Regions from separate parts of the Homo sapiens genome. Here region 1 is linked to region 2. Evidence: chromatin loops called from intact Hi-C (ENCODE). Cell type or tissue: Caco-2. All regions are shown on one strand. Links, peaks and the distances in the headings refer to the core of each region. The heading gives the core; the rest is flanking DNA. Region 1 overlaps SCTR (secretin receptor). Region 2 has its middle 26 kb from the start of TMEM37.

Evidence for each region. Hi-C counts contacts between places; a loop is a spot of excess contacts. Peaks named below come from ENCODE experiments on the same cell type or tissue, not always from the same donor. Only the 100,000 strongest peaks of a DNase experiment are listed, where the experiment ranks them.
Region 1: it touches region 2 in a loop (4-fold over the local background); 2 of 110 quality-filtered maps call a loop at or near these places.

The regions. Positions count from the first base shown.
Region 1 is chr2:119,484,222-119,500,170 of GRCh38, reverse strand. It overlaps SCTR (secretin receptor), which reads left to right. Exons shown (of 13, transcript NM_002980.3): 2 at 5,623-5,743. SCTR-AS1 (SCTR antisense RNA 1) reads right to left here. Exons shown (of 2, transcript NR_147847.1): 2 at 12,825-14,332. Among named protein-coding and RNA genes, the nearest start is that of SCTR-AS1, 16 kb to the right of the region's middle. RefSeq lists enhancers at 10,609-11,528, 8,707-13,114. In Caco-2, for the core only: no CTCF peak of the experiment used is centred there; a DNase peak (open chromatin) is centred at 7,840.
Region 2 is chr2:119,398,220-119,414,168 of GRCh38, reverse strand. No RefSeq gene overlaps it. Among named protein-coding and RNA genes, the nearest start is that of TMEM37, 26 kb to the left of the region's middle. In Caco-2, for the core only: a CTCF peak has its summit at 6,285 (motif pointing left); a DNase peak (open chromatin) is centred at 6,258.

The sequences.
Region 1 (15,949 bases), core at 4,070-12,069, 85 kb before region 2:
GTCCTAACTGGGGTGAAATACTGTCTCATTGTGGTTTTGATTTGCATTTTTCTAATGATTAGTGATGTTGAGCATTTTTCATATACCTGCTGCCATTTGTATGTCTTCTTTTGAGAAAAGTCTATTTAGTCCTTTTGCCCATTTTTAAATTGAAGTGTATATTTATTTTTGCTATTGAGTTGTCTGAGTGTCTTATGTATATGTATGTGTTCCTCCTTCTTATCTGTATGCCTTTATTTCTTTTTCTTGTCTTATTGCATTGGCTAAGACTTCCAATATTGTGTTGCATAAGAATTGTGAGAGTAGACATCTTGCCATCCTTAAGGCAAGAAATGTCAACATTAAGTATGGTTTTAGCTGTAGGTTTTTTTTGGATGCTCTTTATCAAGTTGAAGAAGCTCCCCTCTGTTCCTATTTTTCTGAGAGTTTTTTCATTAATGGACATTGAATTTTCTCAAATAATTTTTCTGCCTCTATTGATATGATCATGTGATTTTTCTTCAGCTGTTAATACGATAAATTACATTGATTCATTTTCAATATTAAACTCATGGATTGTTTAGAAGTGTGTTGCTTCATTTCCAAGTGTTTGGAGATTTTCCATTTTTCTTTCTGTTATTTATTTTTAATTTGTTTTCATTGTGGTCAGAGAACACATTGTATATGATTTCAGTTCTTTTAAATTTGTTGTGTTTTGTTTTATGGCCCACAACATGATCTGCTTGATAAATGTTCCATGAGCACTTGATTAAAATGTGTATTCTGCTGTTGTTGGGTGAAATGTTCTATAAACGTTAATTAGATTGTCTTTGTTAATGGTGTTTTCCTAGATCCTTGCTGATTTTCTGTCTAGTTATTCTATCCATTGTTAAGAGAAGAGTGTGTAGTCTCCAACTAAAATTGTAGATTTGCCTATTTCTCCTTTCAGTTCTATCAGTTTTTGTTTCACATATTTTACAGCATGATTGTTTGGTGCATACACATTTACCATTGCTATGTATTTTTTGATAGCTTGCCTTTTTTTATCATTATGTAATGTGTCTTTCTGTTTCTGGTTATTGTTTTTGCTCTACACTGTACTTTATCTTACATTAATATAGTCACTCCTGATTTCTTTGATTAATGTTTACATAATATATATTTTTCTGTCCTTTCAACCTGCCTAGATTATATTTACAGTGAGTTTCTTGTAGACAGTGTATAGTTTAATCATGTTTTAAAATCCAATATGCCAGTCTCTCTTTTTAAAATTGGTGTGTTTAGACCATTTACATTTAATGTCACTATTGATATGTGAGGGCTTCAATCTGCCTTTTTATTTTTTGTTTTATATTTGTTCTCTAAGATTTTTATTTCTTAGTTTACTTTTCTCTGCCTTCTTGTGGGTTAGTTGAACAATTTTTAAAATTCTATTTTGATTTATCTACAGTGCTTTTGAGTGTATCTCTTTAAGCAGCTTTTTAAGTTGCTCTTAGATATTCCATTATACATACATAACTTATAATAGGCTACTGGTGTTCTCATGCTCCCAGTTCAAGGATAGTATAGAATCTTATCTCTATTTTTGTCCCTTTATCATCCCGCATTTGTAATATACTTGTCTTAAATATGTAGTTGATATACATTTAGAATAAAATCAGACAGTGTTGTAATTTTTGCTTCAATCATTAACATAATTTAGAAAACTGAAGAGAAGGAAAACCTATCGCATTTACCCACATTTTTGCTTACTGTGTTCTTCTTCCTTGCTAATGTTACAGTTTTCCTTCTTTAACTTTTTCTTTATATTTAGAGAAGTTCTTTTAGCCATTCTTTTAGGGTGAGTCTACTGGCAACAAATTCTTTTACTTTTTCTTATTTGAGAATGTCTTGATTTCCCCTTCATTCCTGGAGGATATTTTTACTGAGTATAGGATTCATGGTTGACAATACTTTTCTTTCAGCACTTTAAAAATATTGTGCCATCTTCCTGTAACTTCTGATGGAAAACCAGTTGTCATCTTAACTGTTTTCCCCCTTTAGATAAAGTGTAGTTTTTCTCTGGCTGCTTTCTAGGTTTTTTCTTAGTCTTTAGTTTTCAAAAATAATGTGCCTTGGTGTGGACTTTTAAGGATTTATCTTCTTTAGGGCTGGTTTGTGTTCTTCAGTCTACAAGTGTATGTCTCTTGCCAAATTTGGGAAGTTTTCAGCCATTATTTTTTGGAGTACTTTTTTCAACTCCACCCTCTTTCTCCTCTCCTTCTGAAACTCCTAAGAAATGAATGCTAGGTATTTTGTTATAATCCCCATCAGGTTCCTCAAGGTTTCTTAATTTTTATTTTCAGTTTATTTTCTCTCTGTTGTTCAGGTTGTGTAATTTCTAGTGTTCTATCTTCTAGGTCACTGCTTCTTTTCTCTATCCACCCTTCCTTCCATCACCATCATTCTGCTTTTGAGCCCATCCACGGAGCTTATTTTGTTTATTATCTTTTTCACTTCTAAAATTTCCATTTGATTCTTCTTTATATCTTTTATTTCTTTGCTTAGCCTGCCTGCCTGCCTGCCTGCCTTCCTGCCTTCCTTCCTTCCTTCCTTTCCTTTCCTTTTTGCTGATGTTTGTATTTCTACATTTGTTTCTAGCATGTTCATAATGCTTTAAAATCTTTGTCAGATCATTCTAACAACTCTATCATCTCAGTGTTGGCATCTGTTAATTATGTTTTTCTCATCCAGTTTGAAATCTTCCTGGTTCTTGATATGATGAAAGATAGACATTTTCATTTTATGTTATGGAACTGTGGATCTTATTCAAGCCTTCTCTTTTAGTTAGCTTTTTTTTTTTTGAGAGGGGAAGTGGGGGGAATGGGTGCTCCCTTCTTATGACCAGGTGAAAATAGAAGTCCAACGTTCCCACTCTGCCTTATTTGACACCTGCAGAGTGGGGGAGGAGCCTAGTGACTGATGATAAGTGTGGGGTGGGAGTATCAGCTCCACACACAGTCTCCACTGACACAGCAGTGGGGGTGGCCACAGTGCCACTCGGTGGTAGTGGAAACCCCAACTCTCCATTAGGACTTCTCTGACACCTTCTGGTGAAGACATGAAGAGGAGGACCTTGTTACTTCTGAACTAGGGTAGTAGTCTAGTTTCCACTGATATCATGGGTTGGGGGAGACTTCATTACCACACAGCAGGGATGAAAGTTACAGCTCCTATTTGGCCTCTCTGGCACTGCCCTGGCCAGAGTTTGCAGTCTCTGTGAAACACACGTATCACCTCCTAACATCACCAAGGCTGGTTACCAGTTATGGCTTGGCAAGGGTGGGGGTCCGGACTCCCTACTTCACCTTTCCAGGGATGTGGGAGTGGGGCCACAGGTTTTCTGTGGTGGTTGGCAGGAGTAGGGTGGTTATTGGCTAAAAGTTTTCTGTTTCGCTAGATGCCCCTTTCCTGGTCGTTGGCTAAAGATCAGGCATTTGCTGGGGTTGTTTTTGTCACTATCTGGCAGTGCTTCCTTATTGCCAACATCTTCAGCTCCAGTCCTGTGATATATGAGGTGGGACTCACCACTGGGTCATTCTTGGGCTCCAGGGCCCCTAGTCCATCTGTCTTCTTCTTCCACTTTTCAGAGTCTTCTTATGTTTGTTTTGTATATAATGTCCAGGATCTTATTTGCACTTAGTAGACGTAATAGGGAAAAGTACATCTAACCCATTTTTCTGGAAGCAGAAGTCTGTCTTTTTTTTCTATATTATATATAAAGCTGTGACAGAATCTGTCTATATAAAGCTTTCCCCACATGTGGGATGGATTCCCAGAAGTACAGTTAGTTGGCCAAAGGGTATGAACATTTCTGTGACACTTACCATCTACAATTCCTTAAATTACTTAAAAGGTTATACCTGGTCTCACTACCTCCAGCACTTTCTGTCCTGTTGAGAGTCATGTTAATTTCTAAGCAGCTCTGAACAGCATGTGTGCTGACCAGTGAACTAACAGGCAGTGCCTGCCAATCTCTAGGTGGATTTTTCCACTCAAGCTCTTCCACTTCCTCCACTGAGAAGCCAGAGGGTGCCAGAGACTATGGGCTTCGGCAAGAACCAGGTGAGACCCCACAAGGAAGAAGACAAGAGCAGGAGTGCGTGAGCTGTGTGCCAATGCCAGCTCTCTTGACAACTGCTATATTCTTAGGGAAACTGCCTGTTCCAATCAAGAGTCTAAATGACAAACAACATGATTAACACATTTGCTGTATGGTGTCGAGAGTAAATGGAAACTTAAGGCTGAGAGGTGGGGAAAGAATGAGCATTCTATGATCCTAGAGCTGGCTGGGCCCAGGTGTTTCTGCAACAGCCGGCCATGACTGATCACAAGCTCTGGGCCAGGGGAGGTGATGTGTTTTTCATGGGGAACATAAACCTTGGTCAGTTGGTGTCATGGAGTCGGGGAGAGGAGCAGTTGCTGCAGCTGGTAGATCCTTTCCGATAGCACTAGTGAAGGGTGGTAACATGTGGAAGATCCTGAATAGGAGCTAATCAGAAGATGACTTCTACTTGCCTCTGAGCCATTTGACCATAGTGCTACCTTAGCTGTCCTTCTCTGGCCCAGAACTTTTGATTACTTGGGCCAATTTGGAATGTGGCTTTGTCTCCAGGGTCTTCTCTCCCTGCTCCATTATGTTGGAATTTCCAGAGACTATGGGCTTCAGCAAGAACCAGGTGAGACCCCACAAGGAAGAGGACAAGAGCAGTAGTACGTGAGCTGTGTGCCACTGGAAAGAGTGAGGAAGTCACAGCTGAGTGCCAGTCCCTCCTCCACTCTCCTGTCCAACTCCTCCCTGCAGTCGCTGTTCTAGGTGTGATTATGCGCTCTTCTGTGGGACAAGAAGATGGTTAAGTGTACATTTTAAAGAACTTGTCTGAATCAAAACTAGGTTTTCAGGCTGGACACAGTGGCTCATGCCTATAATCCCAGGAGTTTGATACCAGTCTGGGCAACATAGAGAGACCCCCTTCTCTCTTTTATGTGTGTGTATATATATCTGTGTGTGTGTGTTTGCATTTGTGTGTGTGTGTGTGTAAATCTATATCCAGGCATGGTGGCACATGCCTGGCCTGTAGTCCTAGCTGCTGGGAGCACTGAGGTGGGAGGATTGCTTGAGCCCAGGAGATCAAGGCTGCAGTGAGCTATGATCACACCACTGCACTCCAGCCTGAGTGACAGAGAACGACCCTGTCTCTAGAAAAATAGAAAACAAGACCAAAGAAAACAAAAAACACTAAGCTTTCAAAAAAGAAAACACTCACACAGTTGGAGTAGCATAAAGTAAGTCCCACAGATGTAGAATAAGATGCTGAGAAAGCAAACAGCTTGTTGGGCTCAGGAGCCTTCATAAACTTAAAAGCAAAATTTGCAGTGGACAAGCCACAGATGATTTGCACATCCCAGCTTTCCCAGCTGTGTTCTGAATTCTCTCCCAGGAGTGGCTGCCTCCACCTTTCCTGCAGACCAGGAGATCCTTGCAGGCAAGGGCTTTGCTTTACTTGAATCCCCATTGAATCTGCATTGTCTTGCCCCATTCTCCCCCATGTGGCAAAATTGAGTTAGTGGCAATGATGAGCATCCCTGGTTTTGGACTTGCAGACTGGAGCCCTTCCCCGACTATGTGACGTGCTACAAGTGCTGTGGGAAGAGCAAGACCAGTGCCTGCAGGAACTCTCCAGAGAGCAGACAGGAGACCTGGGCACGGAGCAGCCAGTGCCAGGTATGAGGCTTGCCACAGCCCATGTCCTCTCTTGGGGGTGGAGCATGTCCGGTCCTGCTGGGCAGGGGGAGCTTATCCTGGGCCAGGATGGGATGTGGGAGGCTGGTCCAGCTTTTCTCACTCAGACAATCAGCTGGTGGGGCAGGGCTGGAGTGGTTCTGGTGAGCAGATCGCATGGACCCCAAAGCCAGATCCTCACCACTCTTCCTTTCTCTGGGCAAGTAAACATAGCCGGTGTTTTCCTATCATCAGCTTCTGCATGCTGACTTGGCCAACGTAAGAGCTTGGTGGGAATTTCTCTGCAAGACAGTTCTCCTCTCATTCATCCTCCCACCTCCCTGCCAGCTCCATGAGTGAGGTAGTAGGAAAGGCAGCCTGGGTCCACAGTAGTGTGGCCTGCCTGCTAGGTGACACTCACCGGCTGTGTGAACACAGGCAAATTATTTAGCCCTCTGAGTCTCCATTTTCTGATTTATAGAATGGAGGTGGCCAGGCGTGGTGGCTCATGCCTGTAATCCCAGCACTTTGGGAGGCTGAGGTGAGTGGATCACCTGAGGTCAGGAGTTCGAGACCAGCTTGACCAATATGGTGAAACCCCACCTCTACTAAAAATGCAAAATTAGCCGGGCGTGGTGGCGCATGCCTGTAATTCCAGCTACTAGGGAGGCTGAGGCAGGAGAATCGCTTGAACCCGGGATGCAGAGGTTGCAGTGAGTTGAAATGGCACCATTGCACTCCAGCCTGGGCAACAAGAGTGAAACTCTGTCTCAAAAAAAAAAAAAAAAAGAAGAAGAATGGAGGTGATAATGTCTTCTTCAGGATTATAATGATAAATGAGATAAAGTGTGTTAAATACAGCTGCCTTGTAAATATTGCTAATTTAAATGTTAATTATTATTATTAATCAACACTTTAAGCACTAAGTTTATATTTAAATGTTAACTTTATTTTTATTCCCTTACTAAACGTCTCATCTTTGCTCTCTGTCATCTAAGGATAAGGAGGGGTATAGCATTAAGAACCCACTGCCAGGGTTCAAATGGACATCTGTACATGGATGTTCATAACAGCCCCCTTCACAAGGATGAAGAAGTGGAAACACCCCTAATGCCCATCAACTGACGAATGGATAAACAAAATGTGGTTTATCCATCCAATGGGATATTATTCAGCCTTTAAAAGAAAGAAGTGATGATATGTTCTACAGCATGGACAAACCTTGAAACATAATGCTAAGTGAAACAAGCCAGATACAAAAGGACACACATTGTGGCTGGGTGCAGTGGCTCACGCCTGTAATCCCAGCACTTTGGGAGGCCAAGGTGCACAGATTATTTGAGGTCGGGAGTTCAAGACCAGCCTGGCCAACATGGTGAAACCCCATCTCTATTAAAAATACAAAAATTAGCCAGCATGGTGGTGGGCACCTGTAATTCCAGCTACTCAGGAAGCTGAGGCAGGAGAATCGCTTGAGCACGGGAGGTAGAGGCTGCAGAGATCATGTCATTGCACTCCAGCCTGGGTGACAGAGTGAGACTCTGTCTCAAAATAAATAAATAAATAAATAAATAAATAAATAAATAAATAAATAAATATTAAAAAAGTAAAATAAAGGAACACACTGTATGATTTCACTGATATAAAATGTGCAGATGAGCCAAACCTGTAGAGACAAATTAGATTAGTGCTTGCCAAGGCTGAAGGAAGGAACAATGGGAAGTGATTGCTTGAGGGGTACAGGTTTCCTTTTGGAATTGGTAAAAATGTGTTAGAACTAGATAGAGGTGATGTTTCCACAATATTTTATTATGAAGGTACTAAACCACTAAATTGTACACTTTAAATGGTTAATGGTTAGTGTTATGTTATATGATTTTTCTTCCATTTGAAAAGAAAGACAGCGGGAAAGAAAAATAAACAGAACCCAGGCTTTTAAATTAGACAGACTGATCTTGAACAAGGCCTCAGTTTTGACATCTATTTTATGGAGTTGGTGTGAAATGAAAAGCATTCATTCAAAGAATGCTTATTTAGCACTTGGTGGTGTCAGGTGAGTGGTGAGAAACAAGCGTTGTCGGCTGTGCTCTCATCACTTAGGAATGCGTTTTGCAGTGTGTGGCAGGAGCCTGATACACTGGTTTCACCAGACAGGAATTTATTTGTTGCATATTACAAAAAGAGCTGGAGCAAAGTTCCAAGATGTTGCCATATTCCAGATTCCTCTCTTTTGCCTGAATGTGTGGCTTCTGTCCTCATGGTCATATAATGGCTGCTGTACCTTCAGGGAGGAGAGAAGAATACCTGCATTTCTGGCAGGAAGTAGAAGAAACTCACTAGAAGGAAGGATGAGATATACTGGGAAGCCAGACTTTCCTGACACTCTCCAGTGTCTCCAGTGACTTCTGTGTATACTTCATCAGCTGGAATAGGACTGCATGGCCACCCCAGCTGCAATGGATGTTGCAGGTTGAGTTTATAGCTGTGCATGTAGCCACCTGGAGCAAAACCAGGTCCTCCTAGTAAGAAAGAAGAGAAGGATGGCAGTGGGCAGCCTTTGCCATTGTCCCCATGACTCAGCCTGGTGAGGGAGACATGGATCAAGTGATTAGAAATTGATTGCCGGGCACAGCGGCTTACACCTGTAATCCCAGCACTTTGGAGGGCCGAGGCAGGTGGATCACCTGAGGTCAGGAGTTTGAGACCAGCCTGGCCAACAAGGTGAAACCCTGTCTCTACTAAAAATACAAAATTAGCCGGGTGTGGTTGTGGGCGCCTGTAATCCCAGCTACTCAGGAGGCTGAGGCAGGAGGATCGCTTGAACCCAGGAGGCTGAGGTTGCAGTGAGCCAAGATCGCACCATTGCACTCCAGCCTGGGCAACAAGAGTGAAACTCTGTCAAAAAAAATAATATTAATAATAATGAAAGAAAGAAAGAAACATGTAAAATGATGAGATAAGAACAGTATGTGGGTCTGCCTGAGTGTCTAATCAGGAGGCTTCACCTGGCCTGGGCCTCCACGAGGGCTTTCTTGAGGAAATGACGTTTGAGCCAAGGCCGGAGCCTGACTGGTGGTTGCTGGGCACAGACATGAGGGATCCTGCTGCAGGATGAGACCACAGGGGCTCATCATCCCTTGGGGGATTTTCATCCTATCCTAAGAGAAGCAAAAGCCTTGGAGAGTCTTAGGAGGCCAGGAGTGTTACCGTCTGCATTATGAAAAGATCACCTCTGCCACAGTGTGGGAGGTGAACTGGAAAAGGACATGAGTAGTTCAGAGAGACTCGCTGTGAGCCTGGTGGTCTAGGCAAGAGATATGATCATTGGGACTGGATACGATGTCATTGTTTGGATTCCCCAGAAGCAGGTGATTCCAGGCCAGATCTGTAGGACTGGGAACCGAGACAGGGAAGAGAAGAAAGCTGGCAAATGTTGCATCATCACTGTGGGCACTTGTGGAACACACGCCTCCAAGTCGCACAGGAGCTGGAGGATGCATCCACCAGTGCCCTGTCAGTCAGAGATGGGGCTGCTTCAGAGCGAGCAGTTTTCATTCCCTTGCACTTCCAGCCTGCTGTGCTTAGGGACAATCAGTAGCTAGAGAAAGCCCCCAGACAAAGGGATACTGGGCCAGTGGGTGAAAGTGAGATTGGTGTGCCCAGAAAAGGTTAAGGCTAAGGAGTTACAAGCAGGTTCCACTGCAAGGGCTGGAGAGGTACACCCCCGTGGCAGAGCTGTGTGGGTGGGGACACTGACCACACATGGTGATGAGCTGGACTGGGAATGAGGTGAGAGATGGAGAATCCAGGATGGCCCCCAGGTGTTTGACTTGAGCAATTGGAGGAAGGAATAAAGGAAGATCAGCATTTTGGAGGAGAGGAGATAAAAAATCACACATGTAGTTTTAGACGTGTAGAGGTGAGACTTCAGAGTGGGGATGAAGGCTGGGGATAAACCTCCGCATAGGCGGCAGGTGAGGCTGAGGTTGCACCAGGAGAGTGCAGGAGCGGGAAGGGAAGAGAACCCAGGAGCCAGCCTGGAGCACTCCCGGCCCTCATTTGTCAGGAGCAGCTGGAAGCAGAGGAACATGAGGGTTTGTGAGCAGCGGAGGCAGCAGCATGGATGCTGCAAATGTGCTTTAGCCCATGCACTCGGCCACTGCGCAAGGGACAGGGACAGAACAGACATCTCTCCCACAGTTTGAGCCTTTGCTTTCCCTCTACCTGACTGCACTTTCCCTCTGGCTCCGACTGCACTTGGGGAGCTAGACCATGGTCTTATGGCATTCATGGGGGCACCAAAGAGAGCCTTCTGATTTCCTGCTACCCCCGGAAACTGCGTCTGGGACAGCAGGAAGCAAGGCACCAACAAGGCCAGCCAGAGGTGCAGCCAAATTGTGGGTGTCCCCCACCTCCTGTCCCCAAGGACAATGCCTGAAATTCCAATGACAGCAGCCCTGTGAGATAGGGCCTAGAATGCGGAGTCTCTGGTGGGGCTGATGGTGAACTTTCGTTTACACGGAGAAGTAAGGGATGATTATTTTAACATAACATGTGTTTAAAATGTCCCACTGTTCTCCAGTGGTTCCAGGATGAGGCCCAGCTCCTGACTTGGCCCCTGTCCACATCTCCACCCCAAACACTGCCAATCAGCTCAACTGTCAACCAAATTGCTTGCAATTTCCTGCCTGTCCATTTCTTTCCTGCCTCCAACCTTTGCACATGCAGACTGCTCTGCTACAACACCATTCTCCATCTTCTTCCCTCTGAAGCTACCCACCTTTTCAGACTCCTCTAGGAATGATGTCTGAATGCCCATAGCTCCCCTGGTCAAGCGAGTTACCCCGACTCCTGCAGGATACTGTTTCTCTCTCGTCTCGCACCTCTGCACTGCACTGTAAAGGTGTGTTTCCTGGACTGTCCCTGCCCCAGCCTGAGGCAGCTACAGTGTCGCCTTCTTTCTTCCTCAGTGCTTGACACAGGGCTTGCCAGACCGAGTATTCAGTGTGTGTTTGTTGACTGACTTACTGAGTGAATGAGGGCAGATACATGACTGAGAGCAGGGAGAAAGGATAAAACAAAAGACAGCTGGCCCCAAGGAGAGAGTGGGAGATGAGGTGGAGCCTTGGAGGCAGGTGAGGCCCCCGCAGAGGACACAAATGCCACCAGCTGCCCAACTTGTCACAAATTAGCTGAGGCGAGCAACGTGGTCCTGGTCACCGGTGGAGGGATGCTTTCCAGGGTCTAACCTTGGGGGAGAGAGGTGAGTCCCTGTCTTCCCTGGCCTTCCCCTATGGAGTGGTGAGCCGGCTCTGCCTGCCCCACTCAGGCTCTGACTAGTGACCACGCCAGATGGGGTTCCTGCTCCCCTCTGGGCACCCAGCATTCCTGTTGGGCTCTCACGGTTCGAGGAAAAGACTCTCCCCGTGGCGGCAGAGGGTCTGCTGTGAGGCCACTCACTGCTGGATCTGACGAAATGAGCAGGGCTGAATGCCAGGCAGAAAGCAAATAGAGTCAGCCGGAGTCGGTGCCACTCTTCCTTTATGGGGCTCTTGGGCTAGAGGATTCTCCCCACTCCTCAATGTGCCCATTTTAAAGTGGGGAAAATAATCTGATCAACTTCATGACGCTGTTGTGGAGAATAAGTGAATGACTACCTGAAGAAGGCAGAAGCTCCTCTCATGGCCTCTCTGTCCCAGCCCTTCGGTGCAGCCAAGCTGACCTCTGCCATGAATGGCTGGTGTTCACTTAGGCCCTCAGCCCTGCCTGTGGGTGGCGCCTCTTCTGCGAACCTGTTGCCCAGTCACCTTACCAATGCCAAGTGCACATTCACATTACTCCGGGAAGTTGCACCCACGTCCATGTCTCAATTCCAGGTTGACCGATCTGAGCAGAATCGGTCATCTTTCTTCCCTAAGGCTCCCCATGCAGTGAACCAGCGCTTTCCGCCAGGTCCTGACCGTGCATCCAGGGCTGAGAAAGCTCACTGGGGATTCCTGCCTGACTTCTGCCTCACACTCACTGGGGGGACCTGGGCAAGCCCTGACCATACCCCTCTCTTCCGGACCTTACTCTGCTTAAGAAAAGGGCTCCCCTGGCTTTGCAAGAGCTGTGGTGTCTGGCCAGGCCCTGGCGGCTGAACCAAGGAGGGCCAGCGTGCAGGTGGGTGAAAGGGTGGCTCAGCTGGCCCCCCACCCATCACAAACAGCTGTCACTGGGATCTGTTTTGCATAGTGACCTTCTGCAGTGTGCATTTAGGAAAGGGGATCTGTTACTTTGAAAACATGGTTTTAAAGCTCCAAAGAGGCCCAAGGACTCTGCCTGCTGGAAAAGTCTTCAGATCTGCCCCACTGAGGGGGTCAGAAGCCAGGGCCAAGGGCTCCATCTGGGAGTGTGGAGCGGGTGTGATGTCTGAGGAAAAATCCCCTAAAAGACTAAGAGGAGAAATGGCCAAGGCCTAGATCTGGTGTCCAGGGGGCCTCTCCCAGCACCGAGACTCTATCCTGACACCTGTGTGGGGGGAGGGGCTGCTGGGGCTCTCCGTTGAGGGTGCAGGGTTAATGGTTAAGCTCCCTGGGGTAGAGGTTAATGTTTGAACGCCAGACCAGTCACAGGAAACACCACTCAAGGAGCTGTCACCGAGCCCGCCACACTTATCACAAATAAAAAATTAACTCTTCAGCCATTCCGGGTTAGGTGGCCAAGGTCTTACTGGCATTTTCTGGGAACGTTTCAGGGTCACCCTAATAGCTGCACGGCCTGCCCCACAGGGCTATTTATTACTTTGTTTACAGAGGCCAATACCCCCTCAGAGCTGGCAGGTGGAAGGGCCATGGCTCTCCCCAGGGGAAGAATGTTCCAGAAGGACAGTGTGGTGACAGGAAAGGTGTGGGCTTGACAGTCAGACAGACCTGGGCATGTGTCCTGCTGTGTCACACAGGTGCTCTGTGACCTTGAGCAAGACACTGGTCCTCTCTGAGCCTTAGTGACCTTGCCTTCAAGTGGGGTCATGACATCCCATTTTCCTTCTTGTCTCTACCTGCTGGTTGCCCACTCCACAGAGCATGGGTCCAGGAAAACAGGCTTTTTATTTTGTACCTTTTTTATTGAGGTGAAATTCACATAGCGTTAAATTAACTGTTTTGAAGTGAATAATTCAATGGCAATTAGCACTTTCATAGTGCTCTATGCAGCCACCAGCTCTGTCTCATTCCAAAATATCTTCATTACCCCAAAATAAAATCCCTGTACCCATTAAGTCATCACTCCCCTCCTTCCCTGTCTGCAGCCGCTGGCTATTACTAATCTACTTTCTGTCTCTGTGGATTTGCCAGTGCTGGACATTTCATATCAACGGAAGCATTTGCTATGTGACCTTTTGTGTCTGTCTGCTTTTGCCGAGAATAATGTTCTTGAGGTTCATCCACGGTGTAGTATGAATCAGTTCTTCACGCATGCTGGCTGTTAGTGCAGTTTTCTCTAACATTCCTAGCTCCTTTCTGGAGTTGCCTGGCCCCCGATGCCCTCTGGCAGCCACACCGTGGACCATCCTCCACGGCTGCCCACAGCTCACCTCTGCCCATTCTTCCCTTGGCACCACTGATCTTGGCTCATTTTTCCAAAATATGGCAGCTTATGTTTGTATAACATTCTAGGCAATTTAAATTTTTAGTTCTTAAAACAACTGTGCAATAAGCACTATTATTACTCCCATTTCATAGATGAGAAAACAGGCTCCAAGGGGCCCAGGATCGCACAGAGCCGAAACAGGACTCAGCTTTGCCGTCCAGTCTAATCAAACACAGCACAACTGAGCTGTGAATGACTGATAACCTTACCCTCCCGAGAGAAAGGTTTTCCATTAGAGAAAACAAACAAAGACAGAGATTGCTGCTGGCAATTAATCCTTAATTCGCTTGAAAGGTGGTATGAAATGAAGAGCTTTAGGTCAGGTGAGGAAGAGTTCTCGGGTGGATGAGGAGGGTTCTGTGGAGGTGGCACACACTTTGTGCAGTCTCTGGAAGGCGAAGGACTTAGCTCCCCGTGCTCAGAAGCTAGCCTGGGGCTGGCCTCCTGGACATAGATGGGCCAGCCTGCTCCAGAGAAGTGGCTGCTCGGCCTCAGGGCTGGAAGGGTTCTTCATCTCATGTAGTGCAGACTTCATTCAGTGTCTGATGCTCTTCCGTCTCCTAATTCCATGACTCTCTCTGCTTGAATACTTTCAGTGATGGGGACCTCATCACTCCCAAGATAGTTCATCCCATCAAACAGCTTATGATTCCTGGTTCCAAGACTCTTTAGCTGTTTCTCCTGCGATGTGTTTTTAAATACCCTTGTTGCCCTGGGATTTCAGCTCCTCTAGCCCCATCCTGACCACAGCTCCTGTGCGTCCAGCCATCACAAAGGAGAGCGACACCTTCTTGACTTAAGACTGTAGGTCAAGTCATTAGCAAAGTTGAAGAAACCTCACCAGGCTGCCCCTTGGATGGCCTGGGGCTGGGGCCATGGCTGAGCCAAGAGAGGCAAAGAGATACACGATGCAATTGGGAAACAGGCCGCTGTGCAGGAGCTCGTCCTAAGCCACTGTGGGTTCTGGGGAGGAGAAAGGGATGAGTGGGGGTGAGCAGTGGAAGTGCCTGAGAGATGGATGTGGCGGTCCGCGGGCAGAGGAAAGAGCAAACACCGGCAGAAGCAGAAGGTAGGAGAGGACAGACACAAGGCCAAGACAAAGAGGAGCTGTGGCTTCCCTGGTGACCCCATCAGCCGATGAAGTGAGCACCAGGGACATGGAGGGGTGTGAGTGGCCCAGTTCAGCATGGCCCCGGGGGCCGGGCTGTTCCTGGCCCCCTGCCACTGCAGCCTGACACATTGCTCCAGAAATAGTCCCAGGTTTTTATCAGGCCATCTGAGCTTATTTATAAATAGAGGACTGGAGGATAGAGGCTCCATGCCAGGTGAATGCAGGGCAAACTCCCAGGCACTGTCCTGCCCTCTGAGATGGCCCTTTCCCCTCTCTCAGTCCTCCCCCAACCCACCCAGACCTGCCTCTGGGGCCACCTCTCTATCCCTGTGGGCAGGACAGAGGAAGCTGACATTGCTGGGTCTGCTTCAGACCTGGCCCAGGGCCAGGGGCTCCACAAATATAAAGACCAGGAATCTTTATCTATAAACCCCTTTGGGCAAAAATAGAACTTTCTCCGTTTTCTGACTTTAATTCTGATTGCATTCTCCTGGGATGGCAGACATTTCTGGATCTTCCCCTGCAATTTTCCCAGGTGGCTAGAGATTCACGTAGCACCACCACGTTCAGGGGGATCTCGCCTGCAGCTGATGATGGTGTTAGTCACAGGTGGTGACTGGCAGAGCCCTGTCTATCCTGGGCCACTGGCCCCTCCTGTGCTTTGCCGGGAGGCATGGGCTCGGCAAGGCTGTGTGTGGTCTGCCCATCTAGACCTGCCCCCACAGCTGTTTCTCCTCTGGGCCATCCCACCTCCTCAGGGCTGGCTGGGCAGCAGGGTATTTGCACCTCTTCTGGAACCCTCCATGTCCCAGCTCATCACTTCCCCTCCATCTCTCCCCAGTCTCTGGGAATTCTTGCTCTTTTTCTGTTTTCTCCCAAGTGCTTTGATTATCCCAGCATACCTCTTCATCCCCCAGAGGCCTTTGGAAACCTAAGCCAGGAAGTTTTCCTGCCTTTCTCTGTGACTTCAATCTGAGGAGGAAGGAGAGAGAAAAGGCAAAAAACAAACAAACAAACAAAAAAAACAGGAGAAGAAAAAAGAAGAGATTGATGGATCAGAAAGTATTCCACCGCACCCACATATCATTTAATTCTCTCAAAAATCCTGGGAAATATTACTGTGCCCATTTTATAGATGAGGAAACTGAGGCTCACAGAGGTTAAGTGTCATACCCAAAGTAGGCTTGGGTCCAAAGCCCATTCTATCTCCACCATACCACCTCCCTCAACCTGGTATCCCATGCTGTCCTCCTGGGCCACGGGCACTGGGGCAGGCAACCCCTCCTCCCCAGGTGGTGGCATTGTCTTCTCTTGTTTCCCCACTTAAACTTCCCAGCCTTCCATCCCATCCCCTCCAGCCAGACAATTGGTGGCGGAGGTGGCCATCAGAGACGACAGAGGCGTGGGAAGCCCTGCTCTTCACATGCTTTGGATCTGCCTGCCCACACAGCTAATGTATATTCCTTCTA
Region 2 (15,949 bases), core at 2,787-10,786:
CTTCACAAACATTTTGTACCAGTGGCTTGTTCTCACTGCTGGGAAGCTGAACTAGATGTTGACTGCAAGATTTTGTTATTTCTTGACAACTGTTCTGCTCATCCTCTGGCTGAAATTCTCATAAAAAATAATGTTTATGCCATGTACTTTCCCCAAACATGGCTCTATTAATTCAGCCATGTGACCAGGGTATCCTTAAATCAACAAAGAGTAAATATAAAAACTCTTTCTTGAACAGTATGCTAACAGCAGTGAACAGAAGTGTGGGTGTGAAAGGTTTTCAAAAGAAGTTTAGCAAGAAGGATGCCATATATGCTGTCGCAAATGCTTGGAACACAGTGAAGACAGTTGTGTAGGCCTTGAACAATGTCTGGCCTGCAACTATGTTCAGTGATGACAATGAACAAGGTGGTGATTTTGAAGGATTCCGTATGTCAAGTGGGAAAAAAGCAATGTCTGACCCCCTTACATATGCAAACAAACAAACAAACAAAAAAAACAACCTCCAGAATCTGTCTCTAAGCTGGGAGAAGTGGATATTGAAGAAGTTTTCAAGATCAATAAGGAGACTCTAGTTGTTCATTCATTTACTGATGGTGAAAAAGCCAAAATGGCTCTAAATCTAGTTGATCATAATAATAGAGATATGAAGATGTTATTGTTAATGTAACACTGCAGAAAAAGTGCCTATAGACCATGTGGTGAAAATGTGTGATGGGCTTATTGAAGGGCTGGAGCAGTTTAACAGAGCAAGAAATCATGTCAGTTTATAAAATCCAAGAGAGATTTTAAGACAAAAACAGTTGTGAATAAGGCAGAGGACTCTGGAGGAAACATTCTAAAAGCCATCCAGCAGAATACCTCCTCATCTCTACAAGACCCACTTCCTGGGCCCTCAACTGCTTCTGATGTTTCTTCTCACCTACGAAATAAAGTACAGCACACAGTAACTTTTTATTCAAAACATATTAGCTGGACCCTGGGGGCTCATGCCTTTAATCCCAGAGTTTTGGAGGCTGAGGTGGGAGAATGGCAAACCCAGGAGTTGGAGACCAGCTTGGGCAACATAGCGAAAACCATCTCTACAAAAAATAAAAAAAATTAGTTGGGCATGGTGGCATGTGCCTGTAGTCCCAGGCAGAGGCAGGAGGCATGGAGGCAGGAGGCAGGAGGATCACCTGAGCCTAGGGAGATTGAGGCTGCAGTAAGCCATGATCGTGCCACTGCACACCAGCCTGAGTGACAGAGTGAGACCATGTCTCAGAAACAAACAAAACACAAAAAACAAAAAACAAACCCCACTAAAAATGACAACAAAAGCCTGCCGTTGTTTGTTGCTGTTGTTTTGCAGCTGATCCAGGTGTTCTGGTGATGCTACTATGCTGCTTAATTACCATGAGTACATTATTTTTTCACTCTATTAATGATATGTAAGATTTTTTACTCTTAAATATTTACATGTGAATAATGGTAAGAAAATGATTGCCTATCGGTAGCATATAAATTCAGAGTCAGGAGTGATGGTGATGCCAAACAACCACAGATTGTCCACATGGGTGGCTGCGATTGTGACACCTTTGCTTTCTGAAGGTTCGCTTTGTTCCATGCACAAAATTACTAAAAAATTGTATAAAATTACCTTTAGAATATGTGTATAAGATGTATATAACACATCAGTTTAATGTTTAGACTTGAGCCCCATATCCAAGACATCTCATTATGTATAAGCAAATATTCCAAAATCTTTTTAAAAATCTGAAATCTGAAACACTTCTTGTCCCAAGTATTTTAGATAAAGGATACTTGGCCGGGTGTGGTGGCTCACGCCTGTAATCCCAGCACTCTGGGAGGCTGAGGCGAGTGGATCATGAGGTCAGGAGATCGCAATCATCCTGGCTAACATGGTGAAACCCTGTCTCTACCAAAAAATAGAAAAAACTAGCCGGGCTTGGTGGCGGGCGCCTGTAGTCCCAGCTACTCCGGAGGCTGAGGAGAATGGCGTAAACCCAGGAGGCGGAGCTTGCAGTGAGCCAAGATCGTGCCACTGGGCGACAGAGCGAGACTCCGTCTCAAAAAAAAAAAAAAAAAAAAAAGGATACTCAACCCGCATTGAATTAACATAGCATACTTGGCGTCACCAAATTAACATAGCATACTTGGCTTCGCTGCTGAATTCTACCAAATAGTTAAGCACTAGTGCCAATGCTACTCAAACTATTCTGAAAAACAGAAGAGGAGATGATACTTCCAGACTCATTCTACAAGGCCAGCATTACCCTGATCCCAAAACCAGACAAAGACACATCAGAAAATGAAAACTACAGGCCAATATCTCTGATGAATATTGATGCCAAAATCTTCAACAAAATACTATCAAAGTGAATTCAACAATATGTTAAAAAAATCATTTATCATGACCAAGTGTGATTTATCCCAAGGATGCAACGGTGGTTCAACATACACAAATCAATCAATGCGATACATCATATTTACAGAGTGAGGGACAAAAAAAATGATAATTTTAATGAATGCTAAAGAAGCATTTGGTAAAATTCAATATCTCTTCATGATAAAAACCCTCAACAAACTGGGTGGAGAAGGAGCATACCTCAACACAATAAAAGCTATATATGACAGACCCACAGTTAGTATTATACTGAATGGGGAAAAACTGAAAGCCTTTCCTCTATGATTTGGAACACAACAAGGATGTCCACTGTCACCACTGTTATTCAATGTAGTACTGGAAATTCTAGCTAGACCAATCAGATGAAAGAGACATGAAGGGCATCCAAATTGGAAAGGAAGAAGTCAAATTTATCCTCGTTTGCAGATGATATAATTTTATATTTGGTAAAACCTAAAGACCCAACCAAGAAACTATTAGGACTGATAAACAAATTCAGCAAAGTTGCAGGATACAAAGTCAACATACAAAATCAAAAAATTTGTAAATGTCAACATCGAACAATCTGAAAAGAAATCAAAGCAATCCCATTTACGATAGCTACAAATAAAATAAAATACTTAGGAATTAACCAAGAAGTGAAAGATCTCTGCAATGAAAATTATAAAACACTGACGCAAGAAATTGAGGAGGACACAAAAAATGGATATTCCATGTTCATGGATTGGAAGAATTGATATCATTAAAATATCTATACTACCCAAAGCAATCTACAGATTTAATGCAACCCTATCAAAATACCAATGACATTCTTTACAGAAATAGAAAAAAATCTAAAATTAATATGGAACCACAAGAGACCAAGAATAGCCAAAGCTATCCTAAGCAAAAAGAGCAAAATTGGAGGAATCACATTACCTGACTTTAATTATACTACAGAGCTATAGTAACCAAAATGGCATGGTACTGGCCTAAAAACAGACACACAGACCAGTGAAACAGAATAGAGAGCCCAGAAATAAATTCATACATCTACAGTAAACTCATTTTTGACAAAGTTTCCAAGAACATACATTGGGGAAAAGACTGTTTCTTCAACAAATGGTGCTGGGGGAAAACTGGATATCCATATGCAGAAGAATGAAACTAGACCCCTATCTCTCTCCATATATAAAAATCAAATCAAAATGGATCGAAGGCTTAAATCTAAGGTCCCAAACTATGAAACTACTAAAAACAACATTGGCGAAACTCTCCAGGACATTGGAGTGGGAAAAGACTTTTCTTTTTGCCTCAGGCATAGCAACCAAAGCAAAAATGGACAAATGGGAGCACATCAAGTTAAAAAGCTTCTGTACAGCAAAGGAAACAACAAAGTGAAGAGACAACCCATGGAATGGAGAAAATATTTGCAAACTACCTATCTGAAAAGGGATTAATAACCAGAACATATAATGAGCTCCAAAAACTCTATAGAAAAAAAATCTAATAATAGATTTAAAATGGGCAAAAGATCTGAATAGACATTTCTCGAAAGAAGACATACACATGGCAAACAGGTATATGCAAAGGTGCTCTGCATCAATGATCATCAGAGAAATGCAAATCGAAACTACAGTGAAATATCATCTCACCCCAGTTAAGATGGCTTTTATCCAAAAGACAGGCAATAATAAATCCTGGCAAGGATGTGGAGAAAAAGGAGCTCTCATTCACTGCTGGTGGGAATGTAAATTAGTACGATCACTATGGAGGACAGTTCGGAGGTTTCTCAAAAAACTAAAAATAGAGCTATCCTATGATCCAGCAATCCCACCGCTAGGTGTACACCCAAAAGAAAGGAAATCGGTATATTGAAGAAGTATCTGCACTGTCATGTTTATTGCAGCACTGTTCACAATAGTCAAGATTTGGAAGCAACCCGAGTGTCCGTTAACAGATGAAGAAATAAAAAAACGTGGTACATACACACAAAGGAGTACTATTCAGCTATAAAGAAAGAATGAAATCCTATCATTTGCAACAACACGGATTGAGCTGGAGGTCATTATGGTAAGTGAAATAAGCTGGGCAAAGAAAGACAAACATCACATGTTCTCACTTATCTGTGGGAGGTAAACATTAAAACAATTGAACTCTTGGAGATGAAGAGTAGAAGGTGGTTACCAGAGGCTGAGAAGGGTAGCTGGGGAGGGTGAGGATAGAGGTGAAAGAGGGATGATTAAGGGGTACAAAAAAATAGTTAGAAAGAATGAATAAGACCTAGTATTTGCTAGTGCAACAGGATGATGACAGTAAAAAAAAATTAATTGTACATTTAAAAATAAGTAAAAGAGTATAATTGGATTGTTTGAAACACAAAAGATAAATGCTTGAGGTGATGGATACCCTATATACCCTGATGTGATTATTACACTTTGCATGCTGTATCGAAACATCCAATGTAACCCATAGATATACACAACAACTATGTACCCACAAAAATTAAAATAAAACAAAAACACATAATATACTGATTGATGTTCTGTGACCTCAAGTTAATTGGAAAAGTTGGGTCATGTGTCCTTAAGAAGGCAGGGAGCCCACAGGCATTTAACATGCTTTCTATCCATTGTGATGGGCTGTTCCTGCCTGAAGGGGTCAGCTGCAAATATTTGGGACAGATTTATGTGCAACCAGTTACGTAGGTTATTCCAATGTGTGTCTGTGTTAGGGATTACAATATTATTATAATATTTGTTGAGCACTTGTGTACTAGATACTGTGCTAGGCACGCTAGAATGTATTGTTTCATTTATTCCTCACATCAACTTTTTTTTTTTTTTTTTTTTGAGACGGAGTCTCCAGGCTGTCGCCAGGCTGGAGTGCAGTGGCGCGATCTCGGCTCACTGCAACCTCTGCCTCCCGTGTTCAAGCGATTCTCCTGCCTCAGCCTCCCGAGTAGCTGGGACTACAGGCGCCCGCCACCACGCCCAGCTAATTTTTGTATTTTTAGTAGAGACGGGGTTTCACCATGTTGGCCAGGATGGTCTCGATCTCTTGACCTCCTGATCCGCCCGCCTTGGCCTCCCAAAGTGTTGGGATTACAGGCGTGAGCCACCGCACCCGGCCCGCATCAAACTTTTTAGGCAGGAACTACTATATCTCCATTTTAGGGAGAGGCAACAGAAGCACAAGGAAGTCAGGCAGCTGACCCAAGCTCGTTTGCATCTGGGGTTTCAAATCCAGGGCTTTCTGCACCATCAGCACTCTCAGCACAACACTTGCACTCTGGACTCACCACTTGCAACCTGGGTGCTCCCTGAAGGCCTGGGTTTGATTGAAGAGTCTCAGAAATCTCCCAACGGCATTTCCTGGAGACATTTCAGAATGCCCAGCTGCCTAGATGGTGAGAAGAGCACCAGGAAATGCCTCCCTCTGGGGAAAATCTAAGTGGGGACTGGAGCAGACTGTGTGGATTCAGGGCTCTCACGCCCCTGGCAGGCTCGCTGAGCTGGGCGGTGCTGTTAATTCAATGCAGATTGAGTGTCCTTTATCCAAAATGCTTGGGACCAGAAGTGTTTCAGATTTTGGATTTTTTTTTTTTTTTCAGATTTCGGAATATCTGTATATACAGAATGAGATCTCTTGAAGACGGGGCCCAAGTCTAAACATGAAATTCATTTTTTTCATATACATCTTTTACATGTAGTCTGAAGGTAATTTTATACACTGTTTTAAATGGTTTTGTACATAAGACAAAGTTAGTGTACACTGAACTACTGGGGTCACCACCAACACAAATGTCTCAGCCGAGAATAAACTTGGCTTCCCAAGTCCTGTCTGTGGGTAGAGGGCCCACAAATCCCAACACATTCCAACATCTCCCTCTGCTGGCCTCTGCCTGACATTACAGACAAATAATTGATTTATTCCCCACCCAAGTCTGGCACCCCACTGCCACAAACATATACACATCTTGCAGACATAAGAGATTTTAGTGCCTCTGTGTCTCTTTCCCTCTTCTTTTGGTAGCACTGCCCTGTTCTCTGGGGGGAGACTGGCCCTCTCCCCTTGCCCACGTTACCCGTTCCCAATGGAGCCACAGTCTCAGAATCCTGTCATTCCTGGCTGTGGCAAGGGGCACATGGCCTGGGGGTGGTGACAGTAATGGATGGGTCTGAGGGGTGAGTGCCTAGTCAACCTAAATGGGACAGTTCTGGGGCATTATATATACACTTGGAAGTCCCTTCTTCCTCTAGGGTCTCCGTCGGTGGGGCAGTCAGCAGCCACTGCCCTCCTCTCTGCCTAAGAAAGTCCCTCCCCAGCAGGACAGAACAAGGCCACTGCACAGAGACACCCTAGGGAGGGAAGGCTGGAGGCACACTCAGATCCACACCCTGGATCTACATTCCTAGATCCAGGCCCAGTGGGCCAACCAGTTTGCTGTGGGACTTGAAACTGAAGTGGAGAAAAAAAGCCACACACGTTGAAGCTGGGGGCTCCCTAGAGATTTGACCACCATTGCAACTGAGCATGTGGACTTGGCTGTGCACACTGGTCACTGTACCTGGGAATATACTGAGTCAGTCTGCACAGTATTCATTAGCATTCATTTTATTTGTTTTTCAGCCATTTCTTGTGTACATCTTTTTGTTTATTTCCACCCCCAACCCCCATCCCAACTGCCAAGCTCTCTCACTGTCTCCTGAGCAGGGACAGGTGCTTTCATTTTGTCCAGTGGTGCAGGTCCTGGTCCTGCGATTTTAAATTAGAAAGACATCAGGCCAAGCCTCAGTTTACCCAGTGATGGGGGAGCCCTATGGCAGGAGCACACCTGGTCCCTCCCCATCTCCCACACAGCCTCTGGCTGCAGTGACACTGGAACCCAGGGAGGCAGGATGTTCCCAAATGTCCCTTAGTGGAGTAACAAATGGCAATGGCTTGGCAATCATATTGCCTAGAGCTGGGAGTCCCAAATGCAGCAACAACAATTAAAAGTGTAAATGTTAATGCTAATGTCGCTTCTGCATTCTAAGGATGATGGTAAAATTCCCATTTCTCATACAGGGAATAGGAGGAATTCCTCTCGCCATAGTAGTCAGCCTGGCGTCTGGTCCTGCTCTGCCCTGGAGGTCCAGCATCCAGGGCCTGCCATGTTCCTGGATCCCCTTCCCAGGCCAAGGTTCAGCTCTCCATCCCTGCTGCTGCTTGTGTGGTGGTGATCCAGCTCCCTTAGTCAAGGGTCATTTGTTGACCCCTCCCACTTCCAGCTCATATTCTGCACTTTGAGGGACTGGAAGTGCTGTGGTTTGAATGTTCATGTCTACTTCAAAATTCATGTTGAGCCTTAATCCCCAGAGCAACAATATTAAGAAATGGGCCTTTAGGAGGTGATTAGGCCGCTTGGGCTCTGTCCTCATGGGTGAGATTATTGTCCTTAAAAAAGGGCCAAAGGGAGAGACTTTGCTCCCCTTCATTCCTTTTGCCACAAGAGAACACCTGGACGATGCCATCTATGAGGAATAGGCCCTCACTGGACACCGAACCTGCTGGTGCCTTGATCTTGGACTTCCCAGCCTCAAGAACTATGAGAAAATAAATTTGTTTTTTATAAATTACCTGGTCTCAGGCATTTTGTTATAGAAGCACAATTGGACTAAGACAGAAGACTGCAGTTCAAAAATGACTGGCTTGGAGCCAGAGAGGTGCATGGCTCAAGCTTCAAGACTTCTTTCTTAAATGGGTCTCTTCTAAATCAATATTAGCTTTCAAACCTAATATGAGATAAATAATTTTACACCTTCTGTTTTGAGGAGACTCCACCATATTGTATAAGCCCACAGAATTTTCATCCATCTGGCCAGTAGAGGAGCCCTAGGAAGGGCCTAGCCTGACTTAAGGAACTGTGAGGTCTAACATCCAGTCTTGCTTTGTTCTTTGGTGTTTCCAGCTGGGGGATGCTCAGGTGGGTGCAGTCAGGTGATTGGTCTTCTCCATGGAGTCTATCCATGTGGGGGGAGCTTGGGCTTCCTCTCAGCATGGCAGCCTCTGCAAAGTCAGCCCTGGGAGGTGAAGGTGTCAAGAGTGAGCATTCCAGCGAGCAATGCAGAAATGCATGATAGTTTTTCTAACATCCATTTTAAGCTTGCCCTTTCCTACATTATACATTTCTTCAGATCATAAGTTTTGTTGCCCACTCAACACCAGTGCCAGTTTGGAGAAGAGAGAGACCACCCAGACCCACACATGGGGCCAAGCAGAAGGCACCACAGAGACCCAAATCAGTATAAAGTGGGGTTCTAAGGATCAGAAAAAGTGAAATCTCTCCCACGAGCCCCAGCAGAAGGCATGGCCCCTCTCGCTCAAGGAGAGTTGGGATGGGAGTGTTATGATTGGCATACACCAGGTGTGAGTCTGGACCTGGGCACCTGCTAGCAGGTGTGGAGGGAAGAATGGCTCCTGGCTTGGCTGCTCTTGGTGTCAGCCACAGGCCCCTACTGGCAGGGCTTCCTGTCTTCTAGGCACTCCTTAGGACATGAGGTACAGGAGCTCCTACCCTGAGAACATGCAATGGATGGCACCTGGCTCTTCTTTAGGGCCACCAAATTCTGCCAGATTCTGTCCAACCAGGGCCAGCTTCGTGAGTGCATGACCCACACACAGTTCCCTGTTTCAGAAGGACCCGTGCTTGCTTTAAGCTCTGCTGTCACCATTGTCACACCCGGTGACAGTGACACTCCCATCCCAACTCTTCTTGAGTGAGACGGGCCATGCCTTCTGCTGGGGTTTGTGGGAGAGATTTCACCTTTTCTGATCCTTAGAACCCCTCTTTATACTGATTTGGGTCTCTGTGGTGCCTTCTGCTTGGCCCAATGTGTGGGTCTGGATGGCCTCTCCCTTCTCCAAACTGCCACTGGTGTTGAGTGGGCAACAAAACTTATGATCTGAAGAAATGTATAATGTATAATGTAGGAAAGGGCATTTTGACATTCTGAATAGTTTTGGGGCCAGGGGCCCTGCATTTTCATTGCAGGTCCTGCCTGGGAGCATAGGAGATACAGGTTCAAGAGCAGATGGGACCAGAGGCCAGGTGTGTGGATCCAGAGAGGACAGAGTCCTGGGCCTTCTTACCCTGTTAGTCTACAGATGAGGAAAAGGAGGTCTCCGGGGAGAAGAGACCTAAGGGGTCCACATAGCTGGTTAGAGGTGAGACCAAGGCTCTGTGTTTCTACACCAAACTCCTTGAGCTAAAGCAGCTCCTAGGAATACCATGGAGGCATGATAGGTCCAGTGGCCACCCTCTGCAGAGGCAGCACAGAGCTATGGGGGGTGTCATCAGATGGACAGGAACCTGATTCCCAGCTGTGGGACCTTGGACAAGACCCTCAGCCTTCCTGTGTCCTCACTGGGAAACCAGGGATAACACTCATGGCCGTTGTGAGGACTCCCTGGGGTGGAAAGAACCAGCTGTGCCCTGTAAGTAAGTGTTTAATAAGTGTTAGTCCCCCTTGCTTGGTCCCTGCCCCTGGGGACAAGTCACGGCATCCACAGCTAGGGCCGCTGGACCCAGAGCACTGGGGGGACTTTTGGGCTCTCTGTCTGGGTGGGGGCTCCCTCCATGGGCTCGCCTGTCCCTGTGCTGCGAAGTCCACTTGCCTGTGCATGCTCCCCACCTCACATCCAACGATTGGCACAACAGTTGCAGAGCCCTGGAGGCTCCTATCTGAAGTGGCCTTACCCCTTCGTGGCTGGAGGTTGGGGACTTCTCAGGAACGGGGTTGGAGGAGCGGTGCCATGGAGGAACAGGGGAAGCTTCCACTTACTGCCACGTCCCATTCCATGGCTCATCTGCATTCTCAGCACTGGACGCAGTGAGTGGCACATGGCAGTGCTCAGCAAATGTTTGATGAGTCAGTGAATGAATGAAAGAAGAATGGAAACGCCAGGTACAGTGGCTCATATCTGCAATCTCAGCACTTTGGGAGGCCGAGGCAGATGGAACGCCTGACGTTAGGAGTTCAAAACCAGCCTGGCCAACGTGGCAAAACCCTGTCTCTACTAAAAATACAAAAAGTAGCCAGGCGTGGTGGCACGTGCCTGTAATTCCAGCTATTTAGGAGGCTGAGGCAGGAGAATCACTTGAACCTGGGACGGAGCTGAGATTGTGCTGCTGCAGTCCAGCCTGGGTGACAGAGCGAGACTCTGTCTCATCTATCTCAAAAAAAGAAAAAAATAAACCAGAATAGGAACAATGCCTGGAAGGAGAGAGAACTTACCAAAAATGTAAGCAGACAGGGAGGGTCTCCAGGGACTACAGGAATGTAATCCACTCAAGCAATCAGGGTATTTTACAGCCTCCTGCCCTGCAGCCTGGTTTTCCCAAACCCTTTGTGGCATGTGGTCACCTAGTTGTCTGGAACTGACTCCTGACAGACCCCAGCAACTTATAGATGAGGCTCAGTGAACTTTCCTGATGACCATGCTAAAGTATCCACCCTGGGTGGAGCTGTAGCTTTATAACCGTAACATGCAACCCACATGCTGGCGTGATGACTTGCTGTGCCTGCGCCGCTAGGACCCCCCTCTCCATGCAGCAATGCACCCTCTGCTGTCTGCATCACCGCCATAAAACCCTTCTGTCACTTCCGTCAGGGAGACACTGCTTTGGAGAATAAAACTCCTATTGATCAAAACCTGTGTTCTTGTGGGGAGTCATTTGTTACTTGCCAGGCAAATGAACCCCGGTGTTTTCGGGTAACACCTTCAGGCTCTGTTTCTTTTAGGGTCTGATTTTTAAATGCTGAGCAGAAATTTCCTTGAGACCTGTGTAAAGAGTGCAGTGTAGCTGAAGGATCATAAACCAGAAATCTTTGGCCCTGCACCCTGGGTGCTTTCTGAACTTCCGGGATGTTGCAACAGCCTCTGGTGCTTAGAAAAGCACCACCTTATCACTCTTGCCCTCTTTGCCCTTGCAACTGGGTTGTTTCGGTTCCAAGCTCACATGGCTTCTTTCCACTGGGTGGTTGCTGCAGGATGGGGCCAAAAGCAGGCAGTAGAGTATAGAAGAGTGGCTCTCAAACTTCAATGTGAATCAATTACCAGGAGGGCTGCTGAAACCCAGATGGCTGGGCCCTACCCCCAGAGCCTCTGATGCTGCAGGTCAGGGGTGGGGCTCAAGAATTTTTCTTCCATTAAGTTCTCAGGTGATGCTGAGGCTACTGGTCCAGGGACCACACTTTGAGAACCACTGGTATAGATCATCGCACCAAGAACATGGAGACAGGCGCTCCGCTGTAAAGTCCCGGTGACTTGGGTAACCCACCTATCCTCTTTTTGCTGTTTTCTCATCTCTGAAATGATGATAATAACAATCCCTAACTCAGAGTCATTGCAAGAATTAGATGCAATAATATGTGTTAAGCATATGCCACAGTCTCTGGCATATAGTAAGTGCTTGTGATACAGTATTGTGACTCATGATAAGATATATGTTTTTGTTTTGTTTTGAGACAAAGTCTTGCTCTGTTGCCTAGGCTGGAGTGCAGTGGTGTGATTGTGATTCACTGCAGCCTTGATATTTTGGGCTCAAGTAATCCTCCCGCCTCAGCCTCCCGAGTAGCTGGAACTACAGACATGGGCCAGCTACTATTTTAAAATTTTTATTTTTAGTAGAGATGAGGTCTGGATATGTTGCCCAGGCTGGTCTCAAACTCCTGAACTCAAATGATTTTTCCACCTTGGCCTCCCAAAGTGTTGGGATTATAAGTGTGAGCCACCACACCTGGCCAAGATATAATACATATGTTTGGCTTTCATCCCTGTTTCCTGGCACGCAACTCCTAAAACCCTTGGAATCTCTAAAGCAATGTGTCTTGTTGTATGCTGATGAATTAACTGTTGGCTGGCCAAGAAGATTGGGACTTTCACTCCCACTCCTAGCCTTCAGAGAGGGCAGAGGGGCTAAAGGTTAAGTTGGTCACCAATGGCCAATGATTTCATCAATTATGCATATGTAATGAATCCTCCATAAAAACCGAGAAGGACTGGGTTCGGTTGTTTCTGGACAGTGGAACACATGGAAGTTCCTAGGGGGTGGCGTGTCCAGAGAGAGCATGGAAACTCTGAGACTCTTCTCCCATGCCTCTCCCATAACATGTTCTTCCATAACATGTTCATCTGCGTCCTCTGTGTCAACCTAAAAGGAAGAGGCTGAAGTGCAAAATGTGATTTAAAGAGTTTACTTGAGCTGGGTGTGGTGGTTTATGCCTGGAATCCCAGCACTTTGGGAGGCCAAGGCGGGAGGATCACTTGAGCCTAGGAGTTTGAGACCAGCCTGGGCAACATAGTGAGATCCGATCTCATCAAAAAACACAAAATTAGCCAGGCTTGGTGGTACACACCTGTAGCCCCAGCTACTTGGGAGGCTGAAATGGGACGTTCACTTGAGCCTAGGAGGTTGAAGCTGCAGTGAGTTGTGATTGTGCCACTGTACTCCAACATGGGTGACAGAGCGAGACCCTGTCTCAAAAATAAAAAATAAAAAATAAAAATAAGAAAATAGTTTACTTGAGCAAAAATAAGGACAGCTGCCCAAAAAACTCAGACCCAAGTAATCCTGGATATGAGCTTCACGTGGCCTTTTTTGCAGGCAGGTTTTTAAAGGAAACAAAAGTGAAACAGGGAATGGCTGATATAAAGTTCTGTCGGAAATTCTGTTTTTCAGGAATGACATCGATTAGCAATTGGCTATACACTGTTACGCTATAGGATGTGGGTTATATGCTGGGTGAGGCATAATTAGGTTAATCCACAGCTACTCGTGGCAATAGCAAGCAGTTTCAAGAGATGCAACATAGCTCAAAGCAGGCAAGAGGATGTGATCGCAGCAGTCTCATTTCAATGCCTCCTCTCTGGGCCTAATAATTTGAAAGGGCTCCCATTCCTCAGATAAGAGTTATATTCTGGGGTGGGCGTGGTGGCTCACGCCCCTACTCCCAGCACTTTGGGAGGCTGAGGCAGGTGGATCCTTTGAGGTCAGGAGTTTGAAACCAGCCTGGCCAACATGGTGAAACTCCATCTCTACTAAAAATACAAAAAATTAGCTGGGCATGGTGGCGGGTGCCTGTAATCCCAGCTACTTGGGAGGCTGAGGCAGGAGAATCACCTGAACCCGGGAGGTGGAGGTTGCCATGAGCCAAGACCGCGCCATTGCACTCCAGCCTGGGCAACAAGAGTGAAACTTTGTCTCCAAAAAAAAAAAAAAAAAAAAGAGCTATTTTCTTTCCTCATTGTAATATCCTTTATAATAAACTGGTAAACATGTGTTTCTGTGAGTTCTGTGAGCCACTGCAGCAAAGTAATTGACTCCGAGGAGGTAGTCATGGGAACCCTGAGAGCAGCCCATCGGTAAGAAACACAAGACATCACCTGTGCTTGTGATTGGCATCTGAAGCAGGGACAGTCTCGTGGGGCTAGGTCCTCACCTCATGCTGCTTCCAGGTAGACAGTACCAGAATTGAGTTAAGTTATAGGACACACAGCTGGCATCTGCTGCAGAACTGGTTGTAATCCCAACACTTTGGGAGGCTGAGGTGGGCAGATCATTTGAGGTCAGGAGTTCGAGACTCGTCTTTACTAAAAATACAAAAAGTAGCCGGGCATGGTGGCACATGCCTGTAGTCCCAGCTACTCGGGAGTCTGAGGCAGGAGAATCGCTTGAACCCAGAAGGCGGAGGTTGCAGTGAGCTGAGATCGCGCCACTGCACTCCAGCCTGGGTGACAGAGTGAGATTCTGTCTTAAAAAAAAAAAAGTTACTTTGTTCTAGTCTGGATCCCCCAGGGTCCATGCACTGTGCTGTGTTGATTTGTCTCTCAGAGGCTCTCCTCTCTTTACTTCCCCGTAGCATGTATTTTATTTCGACAAAACTGGATTGTTTGTTGTGCCACCCAGATTTTGCTGATTGTATCCCCATGGAGTAGCTTGACGCGTTCTTTCCCTGCCCCCTGTATTTCCTGAAAGCTGATAGATCTGGGGTTTTGATCAGATTGGGGTTAGATTATTTGGGAAGAAGACCCAGAGGTGCTGCAGTGGTTTCATCACATGGTTCCCAGGTGACAGGGAACTCTGGAGAGCAGGGAGACATCTTATTTATTTGTGTATCTCCAGAGCCTAATGCGGGACTGCAGTGTTGCAGTCTATAAACATGTGAGCCCAAAGACCAAGAATTTCAGCAGCGGCCTCTGTAAAGGTGAGAACCTGGCCTCCATTTGCTTTAGGCCCCCTGGACCCAGCAGTGGGTGTGGGCAACTTGTATCCCTTCTCCCGGTCAATGTGATGCTCCCTCTCTGTCCAGGGTCTCCTCCTTACCCTGGATCCACCTCAGACCTGGGCATGGTGGGTGAGTCTGCTCCAGGGCTGTTCTGTCCCAGGCTCTCCCTGTCCCCAGGATGGACAGAGATGGGGGCAGGAGGAAGTGGAGAGTCATCATTTCCTTTTTTCCATGAAAAGCCCAAGAGGAGGCAACGTGGAGTGTTAGGGTGAGGGCTCTGGGGCCAGATGCCTGCATTTGCAGCTCGGCCCTGCCCCTTACCAACTGTGCATCTTGCACAACTTACTTAACCTCTCTGTGTCTCAGCTTCTTACTCTATGAAGAAAGAATAAGTTAGTGCCTAGTCCATGTAATAGCATAGAATAGACTTCCTGGTGCACAGCTCCAAAATGCTGCTGTTGACTATTCTTCTTGTAATTAGCTATTTAACCTGCCTGGACATCCAGGCGAGCACTGGGGCGTCTCAGGTGGTGCAGTTGGGGAAGGAAGTGTCCCCTGGGGGGAGGCAGGAGGAGCCCTGAGGAAGGCAGCTTCGCCCCGGTGCAGCTTCCCTTGCTCTCTGATGCCTGAGCATGAACCACGGATGAGTCATCTCTCAGGTAGAGCATTGCATTGTTCCCCATTTCTCCTTTTGGAAAGCAAATATTCCCAGACGGCATTAAATCCTAAGCATTTCTGGGGCTGGGACTAAAAGGAAGGGAAAAATGCTGAAAATGGAGAATTGGAAGCGGGTGTTTGTAAAGGGCAGTTCTGCTCCCATTCTTGGGGAGCAGCTCACAGGTACGAGGCTCTGAGCATGTGTAGCTCCTGAAATGAATGGGACTGTCCCAGGATGTCCCTGAGAAGGACAGGCCTTCCAGGGCTATTCTTAAAGGGAGTGAGTGGGTGTGTGCGTGTGTGTGTATGTGTGTGGGAGAAGAGAGAGAGAGAGATGAAAATCTTCAGTTTGGGATGGGGCATGTGTATCAGAAAAACACATTCAAATTAAAAGAACTCATATTTGGGCCTGGCATAGTGGCTCACACCTGTAATCCCAGCACTTTGGGAGGCCAAGGTGGGTGGATCCTTTGAGGTCAGGGGTTCGAGACCAGCCTGATCAACATGGTGAAATACTGTCCATACTAAACTACAAAAATTAGCCGGGTGTGGTAGCAGGCTCCTGTAATTCCAGCTACTCTGGAGGCTGAGGCGGGAGAATACAGGAGAATTGCTTGAACCCAGGAAGTGGAGG